2 separate regions of the Homo sapiens genome follow, and region 2 is linked to region 1. Evidence: read pairs that join two places in POLR2A ChIA-PET (ENCODE). Cell type or tissue: Panc1. All regions are shown on one strand.

Region 1 (5,000 bases):
TGCTTTCTTTTAACATTGGTCATGTTTCACCCTTTTTTTTTCATCCCCCCTGTCTGCAATCAACTTCTTCATTCCACTAAGGCTGGGCACAGAGTAAGTTTCTTCACTTAGCTCCTACTAACAGTGGTGGTTGGGTGGCTGTTTACTGACTGGATTTCTTACCCTTTTAAGGTCTGTTGAAAGGAAGTAACCGAATTCCCATGCTTTGATTGGGTTGGCTCTTTATTTTAATTTAATAAGACTGCCATTTCCAGGATCTTTTGCTTTCTTAAAGGACTCTATCATCTATGTCTATCCCGATTTGTCAAAGTGTGGAATTTGGGCGGGAACATGTTTCAAAGTATGACACGTGTTATGTAACACTATTTCCCCATAACTTTGTCATCAGCAGGAAACCAGAGGATTCTGTCCTAGTAAGGATCCCTACTAATTTGAAATGATTGTGTGGTCATTCATACAGTTATATCTTTAGACTGCTAATAGTCTTGAGTCTTGGAGATAATCCACAGTACTTTATAGAATTAGGTCATCAATCATTATAAAGTACCATGTCTTACTAATGTTCTTTCTGGTACATTCAGATTGAACAGCTCATTCATTATTAGTACCAAACATTTCAACCTGTTGTAGACATATACCCTTTTATGAGTTTGGGGTGGTGGTTGTTGTTGTTGTTCTTCTTCTTCTTTTAAATATAGAAATCTATTATTTTTACCTTTTTCTCAAAGCAAGATTCCCATACTAACTATGTACTTCAATCCATATCAGAAGGAATCCCCCTCTAAAATGAAGATTGTTCTATATCCAGGTACTTTTATGTTGATTACCAGTGAGGGTGGAAACTTCATAGTGGTTTTTAGTTTTACAGATGTTTTGTCCACTGAGATCTGCATTGAAACAATTAATATAGGTCATACAACAAATACCTGCTGAAACTAGTCTTTATAAAGAAGAATCTTACTTAACAATTTTAAAGTGTGCTAATTTCATAACCTTGTGTTACTTTGAGATTACAAACTATGTCCCGATAACTCTGTGTCCTGGTAACGGTTCCTTTTCTTTGCAATAATTTTAATTTTTGTTGCAAGATAAATCAAGCTTCTTTTGGTAATCATTTTAATTTCATACATTTTGTTTGTTTGATTAATTTTCATTTACAAAGTCTGCAGTGGCAAAACTATTTTGTTTTATCCTATTAGCTATTTAATGGTTTCTTTGATAATATTAAAGAATAGTCATGCCTTTAAAAGCAGTTAAAGGGCATGTACATTTATGCATGCAATATCTGTAAAGGAAAACATTTTGTATAGAATGAAGGTGCTTATACTGATCAACATGAAGAAACTGATTCTGTTGGGCTGGGCGCAGTGGCTCACGCCTATAATCCTAGCAGTTTGGGAGGCCAGGGCAGGTGGGTCACCTGAGGTCAGATGTTGGAGACCAGCCTGGCCAACACGGTGAAACCCTGTCTCTACTAAAAATACAAAAATTAGCTGGGTGTAGTGGAGAGCGCTTGTAATCCCAGCTACTCGGGAGGCTGAGGCAGGAGAACTGCATGAACCTGGGAGGCAGAGGTTGCAGTGAGCCAAGATTGCACCATTGCACTCCAGCCTGGGCGACGAGAGCAAAATTCCATCTCAAAAAAAAAAAAAAAAAATCGATTCTGTTGTCCTTTGGAGGATAGATACTATTTTTTTGTTTGTTTGTTTTGAGACAGAGTCTCACTCTGCTGCCCAGGCTGGAGTGCCAGTGGCATCCAGTGCCAGTGCCAGTGCCATCTCAGCTCACTGCAACCTCCGCCTCCTGAGTTCAAGCAATTCTCCTGCCTCAACCTCCCAAGTTGGCTGGGATTACAGGCGCCTGCCACCGTGCCCAGCTAACTTTTGTATTTTTCTTTTTAGTAAAGACAGTGTTTTACCATGTTGGCCAGGCTGGTCTCGAACTCCTGACCTCAAGTATTCTGCCCACCTCGGCCTCCCAAAGTGCTGGGATTACAGGTGTGAGCCACCGCACTCAGCCAGACAGATACTATTTTTAAATGATCTTTCTAACAGTATTCTGTTAAATGGCTAAATTAATGTTGTTTCTCAAATCTTGAAATTTTTAAATTAGGCCAGGCGTGGTGACTCATGCCTGTAATCCTAGCACTTTGGGAGGCGGAGGCAGGTGGATCACCTGAGGTCAGGAGTTCCAGACCAGCCTGGCCAACATGGTGAAACCCTATCTTTACTAAAAATACAAAAATTAGCTGGGCATGGTGGCACACGCCTGTAGTCCCAGCTACTCGGGAAGCTGAGGCAGGAGAATCATTTGAACCCAGGAGGCGGAGGTTGCAGTGAGCCGAGATCGCACCACTGCACTCCAGCCTGGGCGACAGAGTGAGACTCCGTCTCAAAAAAAAAAAAAAAAAAAAAAAAAAAGAAAGAAATTTTTAAATTAAAATTTTACAGGATTGGGGTTTATATTCTTTTATATTTAAAAGCAAAATTTACTTTTGTCATCTGAGACTATGTTGCAGCTCTAAACCACCTTATGCTAAATTTATCACTTATTTAGCTGATCTCTTTTTTGTTTTAATGCTCTAATATACATGAAAGATTGTGAAAATGTTTTCTTTTTTTTAAGTTGGGGAACTATACCGAGGATATATGAGCAATTTAATCCAGACCATAAAAATATGACAGTGAGGACTTCTAATAATGAAGGAAAGTGAAGATATCAAAGATTATAATTCAAAAGCACACATTTACCTGATGAAACTGAAGGCTGTTGTATATCTCTGTAACGTACACCTAATAGTTTGAAGTAACAAAAATATCAAATTTTGGCTATTATGCTTGCACATAGTTGTCAGTCTAGTACAGATAAATTACATAATTAACTTTTTTGTCTATTAACAATTTCCTTAAATATTTCTGGGATTAATATATCATTTCATGTTACAACTGCAGAAATATGAATTACCATATCAGTCTTTAAAAATGCCAAATTCTATAGGGCCCAGTAGTATACTTTACATTTTGTAATTTTTAAAATTCAGTGTATTTACAGGTCTCTAAATGAATCACTTTAGAATGCTTGATTTCACTCTTGGTAAATAGAATGATTACCTGTATTTTATATATGCAACTGTTTACAACCAAAATAAGATTGATTTAGAACAAAGTACATTACCATAAGTATGTCTGTTTAAATTGTCATGATACAATCAATGATGAAACCTATCCCAAAGCTGATGACCTGAAGAAAAATACGTACAGATTCAGCTTCTGAGATTAAATAAATAGTCATGATAGGAACCCTATGAATAATTTCTGGGATTCGGGATCTCTTATGAGACTTAAAAGGGGGCTTACAAGAGGAGACTATTTTGTTTTGATATTGTGTTTAACATTATGCTTTATCTCACCTTGACACTTTAAAGTTGGTGTTGGTATTAGGAGATCTGCACATCCCACACCGGTGCAACAGTTTGCCAGCTAAATTCAAAAAACTCCTGGTGCCAGGAAAAATTCAGCACATTCTCTGCACAGGAAACCTTTGCACCAAAGAGAGTTATGACTATCTCAAGACTCTGGCTGGTGATGTTCATATTGTGAGAGGAGACTTCGATGAGGTGATGTATTTCCCTTTCCCTTCTCAAATATCTCCCTTTCTTGATTATTACTTACATAAGCTTTATCTTTAGACCAGGGTTTCTCAACTGGTAAGGTTTTTTTTTTTTTCCCTTTTTCTTTTCCAAATGTAAAATTACTATACATCATGCCCCTCCCTTACTATTTGAAAATCACTGATTTAGATCACCTAGTAAACATTAAATACTTATTCTAACTAAATAGATACTGAATAAAAGTGGCTTTGTTACTGTTTTATGCTGTCGTTTAATTTATAAAGTTTTTTTTGTTTGTTTTTGTTTTTTTTGAGATGGAGTCTTGCTCTGTCGCCCAGGCTGGAATGCAGTGGCACGATCTTGGCTCCCTGAAACCTCTGCCTCTCAGGTTCAACCGATTCTCCTGCCTAACCTCCCAAGTAGCTGAGACTACAGGCACACACCATCACATCCAGCTATTTTTTTTTTTAGTAGAGATGGCGTTTTGCCGTGTTGGCAAGGCTGGTCTCGAACTCGTGACCTCAGGTGATCCTCCCGCCTCAGCCTCCTAAAGTGCTGGGATTACAGGCATGAGCCACCACACTCAGCCAAGTTTATAAAGTTTTTATTATGAACTTTTCACCGCCGCTACCTCTACTAACTTTATTCCAAGCCACTGTATCATTTTCTTGTATTCCAACTTCCTAATTCTACCCTTGCTCCTTCCAGTTTATTCTCCAACTAGCAACCAGCGTGATCCTTTTTAAGTAAAGTAAGATCACATCACTTCTCTGCTGGCAACCCTCCTGTGGCTTCCTTTCTCAAAGGCTGACTTTATAGGGCATGAGGGAGTTTTGAAGGAGTGATAGAGCTGCTCTGTATCTTTAGTGTGGCAGTGCTTACACAGCCGTGTGCATTTGTCAAAACCCATCATATTATACATGAAAAAGTAAGATTTTACTTTGTGTAAATTACGCCTCAATAAACCTGACTTTAAAGAAAAAAAGTAAAGAGTTCTGGGCCGGGTACGGTGGCTCACGCCTGTAATCCCAGCACTTTGGGAGGCCTAGGTGGGTGGATCATGAGGTCAAGAGATCAAGACCATCCTGGCTGATACGGTGAAACCCCATCTCTACTAAAAATACAAAAAAATTAGCCAGGTGTGGTGCTGGGCGCCTGTCGTCCCAGCTACTTGGGAGGCTGAGGCAGGAGAATGGTGTGAACCTGGGAGGCGGAGCTAGCAGTGAGCTGAGATTGTGCCACTGCACTCCAGCCTGGGCGACAGAGTGAAACTCTATCTCAAAAAGAAAAAGTAAGGAGTTCTGGAGTTCCCATTAGTTAATAATGGGATTTTTGGCAGATCACTTCCCCTTTCTGATCCTTAGTAAATATGACTGGAATGGATGATTTT
Region 2 (5,000 bases), 95 kb before region 1:
AGAGATGGGATTTTACCATGTTGGCCTGGCTGGTCTCAAATTCTTGGGCTCAAGCAATCCGCCCACCTCGGCCTCCCAAAGTGCAGGGATTACAGGTGTGAACCACCGCACCCAGCTAAACTGTATCTTTTAATGTGGTCAAGTTGATCTAAATTTTCCTTAACAGCTTGTGCACTTTTATATATTATTGAAGCTGCCATTTCTTATCCCAATATTCTATATTTTATTCTAAGACTTTTCAATATTTCTTTTTACTCTTGGAATTTACTCTTGTATATAATGTGAGTTTGGGACCCAGTTTAACTTTTTTTTTTTTAAAGACAGAGTCTCACTTTGTTGCCCAGGCTGGAGTGCAGTGGCATGATCTTGGCTAACTGCAACTTCTGCCTCCTGGGCTTAAGCGATTCTCTTGCCTCAGCCTCCTGAGTAGCTGGGACTACAGGCATAAGCCACCACACCAGTTAATTTCTGTATTTTAGTAGAGATTGGATTTCGCTATGTTGATCAGGCTAGTCTCAAACTCCTGGCCTCAAGTGATTTATCCGCCTCGGCCTCCCAAAGTGCTGAGATTATAGGCGTGAGCCGCCATGCCTAGCCCACCGTTTAATTTTTCAGAGAGATAACCAATGTTCTCACACCATTTAAAAAATAATTTATTTTTTGGCCAGCCACGGTGGCTCACACCTGTAATCCCAGAACTTTGGGAGGCCAAGACAGGTGGATTGCCTGAGCTCAGGATTTCGAGGTCAGCAGGGGGAACATGGTGAAACCTCGTCTGTAAAAAAAATAAAAAATAAATACAAAAGTTAGCCAGGTGTGTAACACGGTGAAACCCATCTCTACTAAAAATAGAAAAAATTAGCTGGGCTTGGTGGCAGGTGCCTGTAGTCCCAGCTACTCAGGAGGCTGAAGCAGGAGAATGGCGTGAATCCGGGAGGCAGAGCTTGCAGAGAGCCGAGATCGCACCCCTGCGCTCCAGCCTGGGTGACAGAGTGAGACTCCATCTCAAAAAAAAAGAAAGTTAGCTAGGTGTGTTGGCACACACCTGTAGTTCCTGTACTCAGGAGGCTGAGGTGGCAGGATCACTTGAGCTTGGGAGGTAGAGGCTACAGTGAGCCGAGACTGCACCACTGCACTCCAGCCTGGGTGACAGAGTAAAACACTGTCTCAAAATATATGTATATTATTTTTTCCCGTAATTTGTAATATTACTGCAACTTCCTTTCAAGTTGTTGTATATTTGTGGGTCTCTTCTCTTAATATCTACCTAGCGGGCTGGGCGCGGTGGCTCACGCCTGTAATCCCAGCACTTCGGGAGGCTGAAGCAGGTGGATCACCTGAGACCAGCCTGACCAACATGGAGAAACCCCGTCTGTACTAAAAATCCTAAATTAGCTGGGTGTGGTGGTGCATACCTGTAATCCCAGCTACTCGGGAGGCTGAGGCAGGAGAATTGCTTGAACCCGGGAGGCGGAGGTTGTGGTGAGCCGAGATCGTGTCATTGCACTCCAGCCTGGGCAACAAGAGTGAAACTCCATCTCAAAAAAAAAAAAAAAAAAAAATATATATATATATATATATACATATATGTATATATATATATATATATATCCCCCTAGTTAAGCCTTCAAAAATTCACTTCTCTTCCACATCTGTTTGGCTTGTCTACTAAGATCACAGTTCTAGCTCTTTATAAAAGATCCCTGTAATCCCAGCACTTTGGGAGACTGAGGTGGGAGGATTGCTTGAGCCCAGGAGTTTGAGGCTGCAGTGAGCTATGATCGGGCCACTGCACTCCAGCCTGGGTGATAGAGCAAGATCATGTTTTTTTTAAAAAAAAATCCCACCCTCCTCCAGTTTAGTCAGCAGATCTTCCTTTATTTGTCTTTCACTCTTCTGCTGGTTCTGTTCTGGTAGCACAACAGAAGCATATTTTTTTTATATTTATTTATTTATTTATTTATTTATTTATTTATTTAGAGACGGAGTCTCACTTTGTTGCCCAGGCCAGGCTGGCTGAATCTCAGCTCACTGCAACCTCCACCTCCTGGGTTCAAGGGATTCTCCTGCCTCAGCCTCGCAAGTAGCTGGGATTACAGGCATGCGCCACCACCACACCCAGCTAATGTTTGTATTTTTAGTGGAGATGGGGTTTCACCATGTTGGCCAGGCTGGTCTCAAACACCCGATCTCAGATGATCCACCAACCTTGGCCTCCCATAGTGCTGGGATTACAGACATGAGCCACCATGCCCAGCCCAGAAGCATATTTTAAAACACAACCCAGGCTAGGTGCGGTGGCTAATGCCTGTAATCCCAGCACTTTCAGCAGCGGAGGCATGGTGAAACCCTGTCTCTACTAAAAATTTTTAAAAATTGGCTGGGTGTGGTGGCACATGCCTGTAACCCCAGCTACTCGGGAGGCTGAAGCATGAGAATCGCTTGAGCCCAGGAGGCGGAGGCTGCAGTGAGCCAAGATTGCACCACTGCACTTCAGCCTGGGTGACAGAGTGAGACTCCATCTCAAAAAAAAAAAAAAACCACACACAACCCAGGCTGGCCACGGTGGCTCACACCTGTAATCCCAGCACTTTGGGAGGCTGAGGCAGGCGGACTGCTTGAGCTCAGGAGTTCAAGACCAGCCTGGCCAACATGGTAAAACCCTGTCTCTACAAAAAATAAAAAAAAATCCAAGTGTTGGTGGCTCACGCCTGTAGTCCCAGCTACTTGCCAAGCTGAGGCGGGAGGATTGCTTGAACCTGGGAGGTGGAAGTTGCAGTGAGCCAAGATCGCACCGTGCACTCCATGCACTCCAGCCTGGGCAACAGAGTAAGACCCTGGCTCAAAAAAAAAAAACCCACAAAAAAACAAAACCAAACAACCCAGGTCCAGGTCCTCCTTGATTTCTCAAGCAAACCTGTTTCTCAGAAACAAAAGTTTCAAGGCATAAGCCTCACTGTTTTCTTATCTTATGGGTCTTCATTCAATTTATCTACCTCCACCCGCAAAGAAGCATATCTCCTATACAATAAGGGCCCTGTTCTTTTCATTTGTTTTCACTAATAAAATATACCCCCATTCTATGGGTAAAGCCAGAGTCTGAGCTCTCCAAATGCTAAACCGTGATCAAAGTTCATGCAATTCACAAATCAAAGTCAACTTGCCCAGCCGCAAGTGTTGCTTAAAGAGGTATTACAAAAAGCAAAAATCTACCCGCCGGAGTCTACAGGTTGGTAAACTAAAGTTCTGCCCTTTTGAAGGTAAGCCTGCTCTGGGACAGAAAGACTTTTCCCCCAATAATCGAATCCCTGTCCCGCCTGCCTGCTGAGGTCAAGGCTGTACTCACATGAGTTAGGTCAAGGCCTGCCCTAGAGGCCCTTGTACTCAGGCTCCAGCCAGTTAAAATCCTGTGGAACCACTGTAACTGTCACAAACTACCCAGGTCAGGAACACACTTGACCCGTAATTACCTTTAAGCCTGGAGCCCTGACAACACCAGAAATTTGATCTCCACAGGACTGCCTCTCAAAGTTTTCTAAAGAAAATATGTAAATTAACATGTTGGGGTTTCATGGGGCTGATAATTAATTGCACCCTCCTTAGCCTTTCCAAATTCCAAATCCACTGAGAAAAAGATATATGAATCAGGAAACTAGAGCTCTAGAGTTTGTTTTCTGGATAAGGCTGATTGGAGAATGTGGCTTTAGTGGTGCATGCAATTTCCCTCTGGATTAAACTAATTTACCCAGCCACAGGCTGGGTTACTGCAAATGTCTTTCACAGGGACAGGCTCCTCATGGTGAAGGAGGAAAACAGCAGTGTCTAAAGGTCAGGCCATAGCAAAAAGAAAAAAAGAGAAAGGGACCAGGCAACAAACTCAGCATCTTCTCCCAAACCCACTATTAGGCAAATCACTCCTCACTCATGGAGGTACCAGAGAAAGGGATGAGTTTTCCTTCAGTAGCTTCTCTATTGAAAAGCGGAAGTTCCCTCTCTGCTTATATAAGTAAGTAGAGGATAAGTTCCCTTCAAACAGTTGCTTTTGGTTTCGGGATTTGTTTTTGATTTAGTAACTGTAGTCATGGTACTTGGATCACGTGATGTGTTTGTTAGAATTCACTGCATTACAAGGCAAAATCAAAGTGGCTAAAGCAACATAGGGAACTCATATTAGTTCAGAGACTGATCCTCCCTCAGGCAAAGCTGGATTCAGGGTTTGATTGACATTTACCAGGCCTCTGTTTCTTACCATCTCTAGGCTCTGCTTCTCTCTGTATTGACTTCATTCTCAGGCTGGTTCTTCCCAAGTATCAGCAAAAATGGCCATCAGACCGGGTACGGTGGCTCACACCTGTAATCTCAGAACTTCGGGAGGTTGAGATGGGCAGATCACTTGAGTTCAGGAGTTCAAGACCAGCCTGGCCAACATGGTAAAACCCCATCTTTACTAAAAATACAAATATTAGCCAGGCGTGGTGGCAGCTGCCTGTAATCCCAGCTACTTGGGAGACTGAGGCAGGAGAACTGCTTGAACCCGAGAGGCGAGGTTGCAGTGAGCCAAGATCGCACTAATGCACTCCTGCCTGGGCAACAGAGCAAGACTCCATCTCAACAATAACAACAACAACAAAAGAAAAGAAAAAAATGGCCATCAGCAGCTCCAAGCTTGCATTCTACCAGCTTAGAAACAAACCTTGGTGATAATTTCTCCTTCCTAACACTTTCAGCAAAATCCCATAATGAAGTTTCCTTGGTCTGGCTTGGGTCATGTGCCTTCTCTCTGGACCAACCACTGCTAGCAACAGAATATAATGCTGTGATTGGCCAGACCTAGGCCACATGTTCATCCTTGGAGCCCTGGTCCAGTTCCACATAAACTGCATGAACCTAGGGGGTGTTGGATTGTTCCTCCAAGGAAAATCAAAATACAATAATCAGAGAAGCAGGAGAATGGATTCTAGGGGGGAAAAACATGACCATCACACATGACGCAAAGCAAG

Evidence for each region. Peaks named below come from ENCODE experiments on the same cell type or tissue, not always from the same donor. Only the 100,000 strongest peaks of a DNase experiment are listed, where the experiment ranks them.
Region 2: POLR2A ChIA-PET joins it to region 1 with 14 read pairs; 15 of 35 experiments call an interaction of 5 or more read pairs at or near these places.

The regions. Positions count from the first base shown.
Region 1 is chr12:110,494,628-110,499,627 of GRCh38, reverse strand. It overlaps VPS29 (VPS29 retromer complex component), which reads left to right. Exons shown (of 4, transcript NM_016226.5): 2 at 3,425-3,616. It overlaps LOC124903015 (a long non-coding RNA gene), which reads right to left and starts at 3,425. Exons shown (of 2, transcript XR_007063458.1): 1 at 2,751-3,425; 2 at 1-887. It overlaps LOC124903099 (small nucleolar RNA SNORD50), which reads left to right and starts at 3,207; the gene lies at 3,207-3,276. RefSeq lists a silencer at 210-504. In Panc1, no CTCF peak of the experiment used is centred here; no DNase peak of the experiment used is centred here; H3K27ac peaks cover 509 bases.
Region 2 is chr12:110,590,077-110,595,076 of GRCh38, reverse strand. No RefSeq gene overlaps it. Among named protein-coding and RNA genes, the nearest start is that of PPTC7, 9.3 kb to the right of the region's middle. RefSeq lists enhancers at 4,060-4,109, 4,130-4,179. In Panc1, no CTCF peak of the experiment used is centred here; no DNase peak of the experiment used is centred here.